Linked DNA regions of Homo sapiens: region 1 is linked to region 2. A link is an interaction called in ENCODE POLR2A ChIA-PET data of the cell type or tissue named here. Cell type or tissue: B cell. All regions are shown on one strand. Each heading gives the region's core, and the rest is flanking DNA. Links, peaks and the distances in the headings are about the cores only.

Region 1 (5,382 bases), core at 133-5,132, 1.5 Mb after region 2:
CCATGACTCCTAGGTCTTATACTGCAACCACAGTATCAGCAAATAATCTTTCATAAGGGGATTATTCTCTGATTAACAGGAAATACAGGAATTTAATTTGTGAACACGCTAGGTAGAAGCAGAAACCCAAATCCAAATCCAAATTTAAACATTTAAAATTCATTCTATAACTAAGATCTAACAGTCATTTTCTTCCCAGTAAGAAATAACCAAAGCATGCTAAAAATCACTGGACTAAATTGGTGTCAAAACTGCCACATTGCCAGGCATGGGGGGGTCATACTTGTAATCCCAGCACTTTGGGAGGCCGAGGTGGGAAAATTGCTTGAGGCCAGGAGTTCGAAACCAGCCTGGGCAACACAGTGAGACACCATCTCCACAAAAAAAAAAAATTAAAAAACAAAACAAAACATTAGCTGGGCATGGTGGTACACGCCTGTAGTCCCAGCTACTCAGGAGCCTGAAGTGAGAGGATCACTGAAGCCCAGGAGGTAGAGCTATGACTGTAGTGAGCTATGACTGTGCCACTACACTCCAGCCTGGGTGACAGGGGACTCTGGTCTCTTGAAAAAAAAAAAAAAAAAAAGCTGTCACACTTAGGAGACATAAAAGAATAAAGATGGAAAATAACCATGGAAAAGGGGAAATCTGACAGTCGTCTCTCTAGTAGGAGAATGCCCTGAAAAAGAGGCAGAGAAAAGAAGATGGCATAAGAAACTAGCTCAGTTGCATGTTCTAGAAGGTAAACCTACCGTTTTATTTCGTAATCGAATGATATCAGATACAGAACCAGCCCCACAGTACTCCATAACGATCCATAAGTCTGTGTTCTTAAAATAACTGCCATAATATTTGACTACATGAGGGCTAGAGAGAGAGAGACAATACAAATTAATAAAATGGCCTTCAAATATCTCTTAATTCATGCTAGCAAGTATATACAAATTAATTCCTCATCTGGAAAGATCAATTATTCATAGTTAAGGATAAAATGGACAACCTCCTGATAAGAATGCAAAATGGTATAGCTTTTCTGGAGGGTAATAAATCACAAAAGTATAAAAAACTTGGTGAGTTCTTTAACCAGCATTTCTATGTCTACAATTTATCCTCAAAAAAGAATTATAAATGTTCAAAAAGTAACAGTTACCATCATAGCACTATTGACAAAAGTGGAAATTTAGATATCATCTAAATGTCCATCCAACATTAGGGAGTTTATTTAAGAAATAATGATACAGGGCCAGGTGCAGTGGCTCACACCTGTAATCCCAACACTTTGGGAGGCCGATGCGGGCGGATTGCCTGAGCTCAGGAGTTCGTGACCAGCCTGGACAAGATGGTGAAACCCTGTCTCTACTAAAATACAAAAAATTAGCCAGCCGTGGCAGTGTGCACCTGTAGTCCCTGCTACTCGGGAGGCTGAGGCAGGAAAATTGTTTGAACCCAGGAGGTAGAGGTTGCAGCGAGCCGAAATCGCGCCACTGCACTCCAGCCTGGGCGACAGAGCAAGACTCCATCTCAAAAAAAACAAAGAATGCTATAGCCGTATAATAAAATATCATGAATCCATGAAAAATGTTATAGACTATGTGATAACATGAGAAGATACTGTGTTTACACAAACAAACAAACAAAAAAGCAGGCTACAAAACAGGAATTACTGTAAAACTCCAAAGTGATTTGGAAGAATATGTGTATCAAGCAGTGTTTAAGAATGATGATTTCAGCCAGGCGCAGTGGCTCACATCTGTAATCCCAGCACTTTGGGAGGCCGAGGTGGGCGGATCCCGAGGTCAGGAGATCGAGACCATCCTGGCTAACATGGTGAAACCCCGTCTCTACTAAAAATACAAAAAAATTAGCCTGGCGTGGTGGCAGGCCCTGTAGTCCCAACTACTCAGGAGGCTGAGGCAGGAGAATGGCATGAACCCAGGAGCCGGAGCTTGCAGTGAGTCGAGATCGCGCCACTGCACTCCAGCCTGGGCAACAGAGTGAGGAGACTCCGTCTCAAAAAAAAGAAAAAATGATGATTTCTCCAAAGGGAAAAGTGATTTTCTTTTCTTTTCATTTGAATTTTTCTAAGAAGTCATATGTACTTTGTAATAAAAACATACACATACTACAATCTATTATAAAGAAAAAATGTTCAGGATCAAACCTGGAATTTTAGGTCTCAAGCTGGAAGAGAGATACCAAACAAGAAATTCAGAGAAAAATCAAATATCCTATTAAAATAAAATAATGTGCCCTCTGAGAGCTGCCAGCTTTAACTGGCTAGATTGTTATCATGGCCAAATGAAGTTTCCTAACAACTGATGTTAAAACCAAATTGGCTTCATTAACTCAGAACTCTTACAATTTCCTCTTCAAACCTTAGGAAACATGCCAGTGACAAGGACAGCAAAACACACACACACATTAAATATTAATGAAAAAAGTGTCTAAGGTAAATATCAACACATTTACTCTCCCTGTAATACAGTACTGACAGGAGTTAAATACTGTAGGCCATTACTATCAAGTATTTACTACTGGAATATGTTCTCTATAGACTTGCACTGTTGGCTAGATTCTCCTCTACATATATATATACTTAGCCTGTCCAATTAGTCTATAAACTCCCAAAGCACAAGGACTCTGCTCTGTATTTCACTGTATTCCTTACAGTGCTTAGCACAGAGTAGACGCTTGAAAATATCTCTTCTTTAATTAAAGACATTTCCATACTCTGTTTGGAACACAGCTCCCGCACAGTCTATCGAAAGTGACAAAGTCCCAATTTGCCAAATGGAAAGAACTTCCAAAATGTATCTGAAAAAGGAGCAAATGGAAAACTGCCACCTTCATCTGGTCAATCCAATCAAGAAAAATGGGGATTTTATCTAGTAGACAGTAATCACAAAAATAGAAGGGAAAAAAAAAGAAGGGAGAGAAAAAAGAAAGGACTACATTCCCAAGTCTGTGAGACTGAAAGGCTTCTGGACTAATTTTTTGGTAGGTAGCCCCACCTAAACCCTAATGTAGAAGTTTTGCAAACAGCAGGTACTAAGTTGATCTGCTGACCAAAAAGCCTTCAGAAGAATGAATGCAGCTTCAACTGAGAGAATTTCTCACCCATCTTCAGCTCCCTAGAGCTGGCATTGCCCCTAACTTTGTGTTTGTCTCTAATCTAAATAGTGCTGGGGAAGCCTGCTCTATCAGTGACCAACCCATGTTGTCATGGAATTTCAGAGCAAACCACGTGGTTTTCTGTGGTTGTCTTTTGGTCTGACTTCCTGCTTACAACATTTGACAAATCTTAGTTCCTCAAAAATAAATACGTAGGTACTCTCAGCTAGAATAATTTTTTTTAATGTGAAGGAACAAACAGTAGTATATACATAACTACTCTTTTTTTATAGATTTACCTGATATTCTAAGGTTTCTAGAACTAAAAAACATTTGAATTATCTGTTCTTGGCTATCTCTGCAGAAATGTTTTCTCAATAGGAAGTAAAAAAGATCATTATCACACACACAAAAAAAAGCAAGCACCACCTTCTGCCTCTTCTTCCTAGTTTCTAAAAGGGCTCACTGAAGAAAAGAAAAAAGCCAGGTATGGTGGCTCACTCCTGTAATCCCAGTACTTTGGGACTTGGCCGAGGCAGGCAGATCATTTATGGTCAGGAATTTGAGATCAGCCTGACGAATATGGTGAAATTCCATCTCTACTAAAAATACAAAAATATTAGCTGGGCGTAGTGGCACATGCCTGTAGTCCCAGCTACTCGGGAGGCTGAGGCACAAGAATCACTTGAACCTGGGAGGTGGAGGTTGCAATGAGCCGAGATTGCACCACTGCACCCCAGCCTGGGCGACAGAGCGAGACTTTGTCTCAGAAAAAAAAAAAAAGAAAAATTGAAAAAAAAAAACAAAACACCATGCATAAAAATTACGGAGGTTTAGCTACAAAAACAACCATTATCATCATATTTTTTTCTGAAAAGAAAATGCACAGTGATTCCATCGAATTCTCCCTTCTGCAAAATATCTAAGTAAATGTGTCTCTAGGTATCAAACTCTACACAATCATAGCTAATTCAAAACCACATTCTCCCCAAAGGAAGCCCACATGCCTTTACCTGTCACATTGCTGCATTATAGAGATTTCTTTGATTATCTCCTGGAGGTCTGATTCCACAGGAACTTGCTTAATAGCAACAATCTGGCCGGTCTCTTTATGAATAGCTTTGTATACGCTGCCATAGGACCTATACATTTGGGAGAAGAAGAACATTTATAAAGTCAAAGCAAGCCAAGATATAAGAAGTGGTAAAACACAAGCAACTGATAGTTCTAACATATATCCCTAAGTGCCTAATACATATACACTTGCAAAACTAAGATAGCTAAAATACTTTTGGGGAAAAAACTGTCAAGAGAACTACAACAAAATGGCATCTTGAAAGCTTCACATTCAAAACTGTAATGAATGTATTCTTATGAGATGGTAATATAGTAGCTGCCATGCACTGCATGCCTGCTATCTGCTAGAGACTGTACACCATCTCAATTCATTCCTACAAAAAATGAAGATGAGATGACTATCCCTATTTTACAGGTAAATGTAAAAAGGTTCAAAGGGGTTTATGATTTGCCCAAGGTCACATAAGTTATCAGTCCAGGATTTGAAACCAGTTGTGTTATCAGTCCAGGATTTGAACCCGGGTGTGTCTGAAAACAAAGCTTACGTTGTCTCCCCATCTATACTGGGGTACAATATGGAAGTGGCAGTCTTTGTTTTATTGTATTCACTCTAGTACCACAAGATCTTTCTGTCCTTGCTCCTCTTACTTACAATAATACTTAAAATATTATGGAAACTAATTAAAATCTAAGCCTGTTTAATATTAGTATCAGGTAAACACAGCACACACACTCTTTGCTTCCTACTCCATCTTCCCTTAACAGCTTAATATCAAAATAAAGTTTGTGTATCTAGTCAATTTGGAGGCTACAGATCCACTAGATTTTGAAAGTAAAGAAGCTGGATTTGAGTCCTACCAACACTACATTTAGCTATCATTTACACCTTATTAACCTTGTTGTACCTGAATTTTCTCATCTGTAAAATGACAATAATACAAACTACCTTACAAGATGTGATGGTATCTCATTTGTGATGGTCAAATGAGATACCATCATCACTTTATACAGATAACATTTTCATTGGAATCCTGGGCAGCTGTCAGTGAAATAATACTGAGTAAACTGTCTTTCATATTTCCCAACACATCTGTATCTTCACACTGTCTTGGTGAAAAAAAAAATCAAAATAGCAGTGCCACCTACTATGTCAAAGTACAATACTCTAACTGCCAAATAGATGCTCATGAACTG
Region 2 (5,382 bases), core at 177-5,176:
GTATCCTGTTTGGGAGAAATTTTCTGCAGGTCGTTAGTATTATATTCTGCTGGAATATCTTTAGCAGTCATTTTCATTTCGCAGAATTTTCCTTTCTCATCTATAGACTTCGGTGAAACGGATATGAAACTTTACTTTTCGTATTGATGATTCACAGCAGTCACCTAAACTCTGTAGTTAAAGCAGAAGCTCCTCAAAGATCCCTCAGGGTAGGGCGGTGGCCGCGACGCCTTCTGGGGACTGTGGTCCGGAAAGCCGGCGGGGGGCCCGGGAGAGCCCCGGGAAAGGCGGCCCGGGGGCCTTTCTGCGCATGTGCTGTTCCTGTTTTTTACCTGGACGCCCTTCCGGTTCGCCAGGCTCTTCCGGGTGAGGGTCCTGCAGCCCGTGAATCCCTGGTCCCGCCGAGACTTGGACCTGGTGCGAACTGGAGGCGAAGCGGGTGCACCCACAACCTATAGGAAGGGCTGGCGGCGAGCTCTGAGCACTCGGGCGTCGGAGGGAACGGTGGGGCCGGGCGGAGCGGGCCTCGGGTCTGCGGAGGGTGGACGCGCGCTCTCCCTGTCTTTGGAGGGAGGGTTTCCTGTGGTCGGGAGGCGAGGCAGCCAGGGCAGGATTGGGCTCCTGACCTGCAGGCCACGGGCGAGCTCTCTCTAGGGCCCTGATTTGCCCGAAGAAGGCGCTTGGTGAAGGTGAAAGGTTTACGCATCCAAGTAGCTAGAACCTCTTTCCAGAACTTCTGCTGATGCACTTAGTCTTGCAGCCATTGATTATTATAGCTCAGCAAAGTTCAGTTCAACTTTCGGAAGAAGGATGTGAGCTGGAATGGGCAGGGTCAAGATTTGACAGGAAAAGACACTTCACTGGAGGTATCTGCGAGAGTCCTGGGTTGGAGGGAAGGAGTACTGGTTATAAATAAGGAAATGATGTCTTCATCACTTCCTAAACACATACATGTCATTCCCTACCATCTCCACCCTCTGTTTATTCAGAGCTGCACCAACCATGTTCATCACCTCACCTGGGATTTACTGAGTTTACCCCTTACAGAGCTACACGATAGGGGTAAAGGAAAGACTAAAAACCAATTTATCTTATATTAAAATTACGACTTAGTAAATATTTTTTTCAGTAATGCAGTTTGCTAGTGACAGATCCAATAACTGAATTCTGGTCCTTTGAGTACCAGGTCAGGGCTTTTGTCATCTACCACATTTACGTTACCTACCACAAGAAGTTTCTTAGTAAAAGGTCCTCTTGTGAAACTGCAGCTAAGGGAAACCAAACTGTCAAAAAGACAAACACCTTAAAGCACTTTCATTCATTCTCTCTGGATTCTGTCATCTCAAGTGGCTAAACACATTAGTAGGAAAACAGGTAAGTGACATAATATCATTTTCCTATTCCAAGAAATCTTTTAATCCTAGAGTCCATTTTAATGCCAAAATAGTGTTCCAGGCTTTGTATATACTAACTTTCGTTGACCTAGTCTCCTATTAATTGGACTCAGACGTTTTCAATTTTTTTCAAAGGAGGCATAGATTGACAGTAATTCAGTAGAAAACATTTGTTGACACTCACTCAGTAAGAAAAGCTCTATGAGACCATTCTAGAACTATAAATGGACAAGTGAACGTTTCCTCAACATGTTGCTTCCTGAACCAGACTGGTCAAAGGGCCATGTTTTTAAATGGGTGTGTGGCTTTGTAGGTAATTGTAGAGCTGCTGTGTGAGCCAAATCGCTCATGATTCCATTCGCCATTCTTCCTTACCCAGCTCTGCTTTCAACACTCTTGGCCCTTTCTCAAGAGAACATGAAAATGAAAAAATTTCAGGTAAGTTGCTCAGGGATTTACTTCTCACATTATACAGTGAATTTCAAGAGGTTTAGAGTAGTTTGCAGATGAAACGAAATGTATAAAATTCAGCATCAGAGAAGAGTATTCGATCAATACTGGAAAAGTGGACATAGATATACAGAAATCATATATTCCTATAGAGTTACTCAAATGGTTCCAGAAAGGCCCAGACAATATGAGATAGCCCTTACACTGGATTTTTGTGTGGTTTTCCCATCATTTATATCTAAAAATTTTCTTGGATGATCTTTGAGTAAGTGAAGTAGAGACAGTTCTGCCAAAAACAGCTGAGAAAGAAATGGTATGGGTTTCCTGTGACTTCTATACCCAGGCAGAGCACAGTAATTACAGGGAACCAATCCAGTGTCATCCGAACAGGCAGCATTCTGATGGTTCTCTGTGATGTCTATGATCCAGTGATAAGACCTAGAATAAATGGATAAAACCTATAACAAATAAAATAGTGTTCCTCAAATAATGCCCCATAACTTTATTTCAGCTATACTTATAAAACAAGTTCTAGAGGGAACAATTCAATATTATATTCTGTAGGTAAAACTTCTTCATGTGCCTGTCTCATTTCAACCCACTTGATACAGTCTGGTGTCTGCCCCCACCACTCTGATGGATCTGTTCTGGAAAAATTTAGCAGTAACCTAAATATTTTCAAACCCAATGAGTATCTTTCAGTTCATACTTTACCAAACTCTTTGTTGCATTTGACAGTATGACTGCCCCCTCCCTAATAGGCACCTCTGATAATGTCTGTGGTATCACTCACATGATTCTCTTTGTAGCTCTGTAATCATGTCTTTTTTTTTTTTTTTTAATTGAGATGAGGTCTCACTATGTTGCCCAGGCTGGTCTCGAACTCCTGGGTTCAAGTGATCCTCCCACCTTGGCCTCCCAAAGTGCACTGATTACAGCTGTGAGCTGCCACACCCAGCTTGTAATCATGTCTTCTTTATATCTTTTATACAATCTTTTGTTTCATGAACATTGCTATGCCATTGTTAGCCCATTATTCTTTCTGATTTTTTTTCATGCCCTTTGTGGTTTTAACTTGTGAGTCTTTATGCTCTGAGGTATTTCTGCCTCTGAGGACCTCAGCTTGAGATTCTTGCTGAACATCTCTGTAAGGATGTCCAGAAGGCACATGGAGTCCTCATATCCAACATGGAAATAATACTTACAACTTGCTCAATGTGCTGCTGCTTCTTTTTTCCCTATCAGTGCTGCTTCCATCTGACCAGCGAGACAAGCCAGAAAATGAAGGCCATCTTTTTTTTTTTTTTTTTTTGAAATGGGCTCTCACTCTATCACCCAGGCTGGAGTGCAGTGGCACGATCTCAGCTCACTGCAAACTCTGCCTCCCGGGTTCACACCATTCTCCTGCCTCAGCCTCCCAGGTTCACACCATTCTCCTGCCTCAGCCTCCCGAGTAGCTGGGACTACAGGCACCCGCCACCACGCCTGGCTAATTTTTTGTATTTTTTAGTAGAGACGGGGTTTCGCCATGTTAGCCAGGATGGTCTCAATCTCCTGACCTCGTGATCCTCCTGCCTCGGCCTCACTAAGTGCTGGGATTACAGGCGTGAGCCATCGCGCCCGGCCTGAAGTCCATCTTAATTCTCCTTTTCCTCACGTCCTACCATACCTGTTTGTCGAGCTTGCTAATGTTGTCACATAAACATTTCTTGAATTTGTCCTTTCACTTCCATCTCCTCCTCTCCTGCCTCAGTTTCTCGTGGGTTGTCATAATATTAGTAGCTTTCTCAGCAGTCTGCTTGGCCCCTTCCTCTTCCCACCTCAAGGCTGTTCTTCACACTGACCAATTCCTCCAAAATGCCAACGTGATCATGTCTTAATACAGAAATGACTTAAGAGGTTCCACGCCACTTGCAGAATACAAGTTCAGCATCCTTGGTATGACCTGTAAGGCTATGTATGTCATGACCGTTTCCTGCCTCTTCTCAGTTCCTACCACTCTGGACCTTTCATTCAACAACTGTATATTGATCAAACAATTGTGTGTGATACGCTATGCTAGATGGTCTACATTCAGCTTGAATGAAGGAGATACTGTCTCTGTCCTCATGGAGCTCATGTGCTAGTGAAAGAGAAAGATATTACACAAGCAATTCAAACTGTGCTGAGGTGGTTCTCAACTCTGCCAGACCCATATCTTTTTACAGAACATACTTTCTTAGGAGCTATATTGGGATGCAAACCTTCCATATTCTGCCATCCCCTTTATCTCTCTTAGTTAATGCCACCCACCCACACCAGGCTGCCTCCTGTTTTAGACTTGGATGAAACCACACACCATGAGGTGTGGTACCAGCTTCCTGAGGGGCCAGATGGTGGAGCCAGATGATGCAACCTGGAAGTGTGCGCAAGTTAACTCACCGTGGGTGAACCTTGAATGAAGGGAAATGGAAAATGAGAAGGAGGTGGGCAGATGAATTCCCCATCCTTTCTCTATTCTGTGCACTATTTCAAGGTTAGTTTCTCCTGGTGGTCCTCCCAGAGATGTCCCATGTGCTGACCCACGTGCTGACCCCATGCTCCTGCTGAGGAAACTTGCCCCTCTTTGGGGCTTGTAGTGAGTTGGTGGGCAGCATGCTAATGCCTCTCATATCTCATTGTTTACATCCTTTCTTTCCTCCCTTCCTTACTTCCCTCACCCTCACTACCCCGGCTTGGAGTTCCCAGATGGAATGATGCAGACCAAGTCCTTGCCTTAGGATCTGTTTTCTAGAAATCCCAACTAAAAGCCATCCTCCCTTTATCCTATTTTGGAGATCATAGATAATACAACTTACTTGTGTAATTTTTAAAAAAATCAATAGAACTCGAATATAGAGGAAAAATAAAAAAGTAATTAAAAATGATATGTATCTTAATATAGACTTGCCCAGATAAAACTATAGTAAAAGAAGAGGAGTCTGGTGTTTATACAGATTACTTTTAGGTTAAATTTCTATGAACGTGATAATTACAAGTTCTCACTGATATGGGACTGATGTGTCATGATTCAAATACTGTACATAGCATTGCCATTTGTGATATTTTTCAAGAGTGAAAATCCCTGAAGTTCCAGTTCAAATCAAATACAAATTGTGCTTGATGTATCCACTATTACATTGAAGAAAATTTAATATACATAAAAAATATATAAAAATACTATGTGTTCAAGTGCCAAATGGAATAAGGTTCTAGGCTCAGATCATTATAAACAGGATTTTTCGTTTATATGAATATTTAAGATTAGAAAGTTATACAGGACTTGGGACATTTCTTTCCTGTAGGAGAAGGTCCTGCATGTTGCAGTGTCTCTACCATCCTTCCTTCCCTCTCCTTCCACCAAATGCCAACAGCATCCCACAGAACCCTGACAGGCAAAAATGTCTCCGCAGATGTGCCACATGCCCCTGATGGAAGGGACCACCCACATTGAGCCCCTCTGAAGAACGATGGTGGTCTGCATTTAGTCTCCTGAACATGCCCCAAATTTTACACTCTT

What was found. ChIA-PET counts read pairs that join two places held together with the same protein. Peaks named below come from ENCODE experiments on the same cell type or tissue, not always from the same donor. Only the 100,000 strongest peaks of a DNase experiment are listed, where the experiment ranks them.
Region 1: POLR2A ChIA-PET joins it to region 2 with 7 read pairs; 1 of 35 experiments calls an interaction of 5 or more read pairs at or near these places.

The regions. Positions count from the first base shown.
Region 1 is chr20:44,977,314-44,982,695 of GRCh38, reverse strand. It overlaps STK4 (serine/threonine kinase 4), which reads right to left. Exons shown (of 11, transcript NM_006282.5): 3 at 4,125-4,253; 4 at 753-867. Among named protein-coding and RNA genes, the nearest start is that of STK4, 13 kb to the right of the region's middle. In B cell, for the core only: no CTCF peak of the experiment used is centred there; a DNase peak (open chromatin) is centred at 3,245; H3K4me3 peaks cover 1,908 bases; H3K27ac peaks cover 5,000 bases.
Region 2 is chr20:46,508,532-46,513,913 of GRCh38, reverse strand. It overlaps ZNF334 (zinc finger protein 334), which reads left to right and starts at 355. Exons shown (of 5, transcript NM_001353824.2): 1 at 355-1,374; 2 at 1,774-1,832. The coding sequence starts at 1,812. RefSeq lists a silencer at 81-315. In B cell, for the core only: no CTCF peak of the experiment used is centred there; DNase peaks (open chromatin) are centred at 293 and 443; H3K4me3 peaks cover 736 bases; H3K27ac peaks cover 241 bases; H3K27me3 peaks cover 1,406 bases.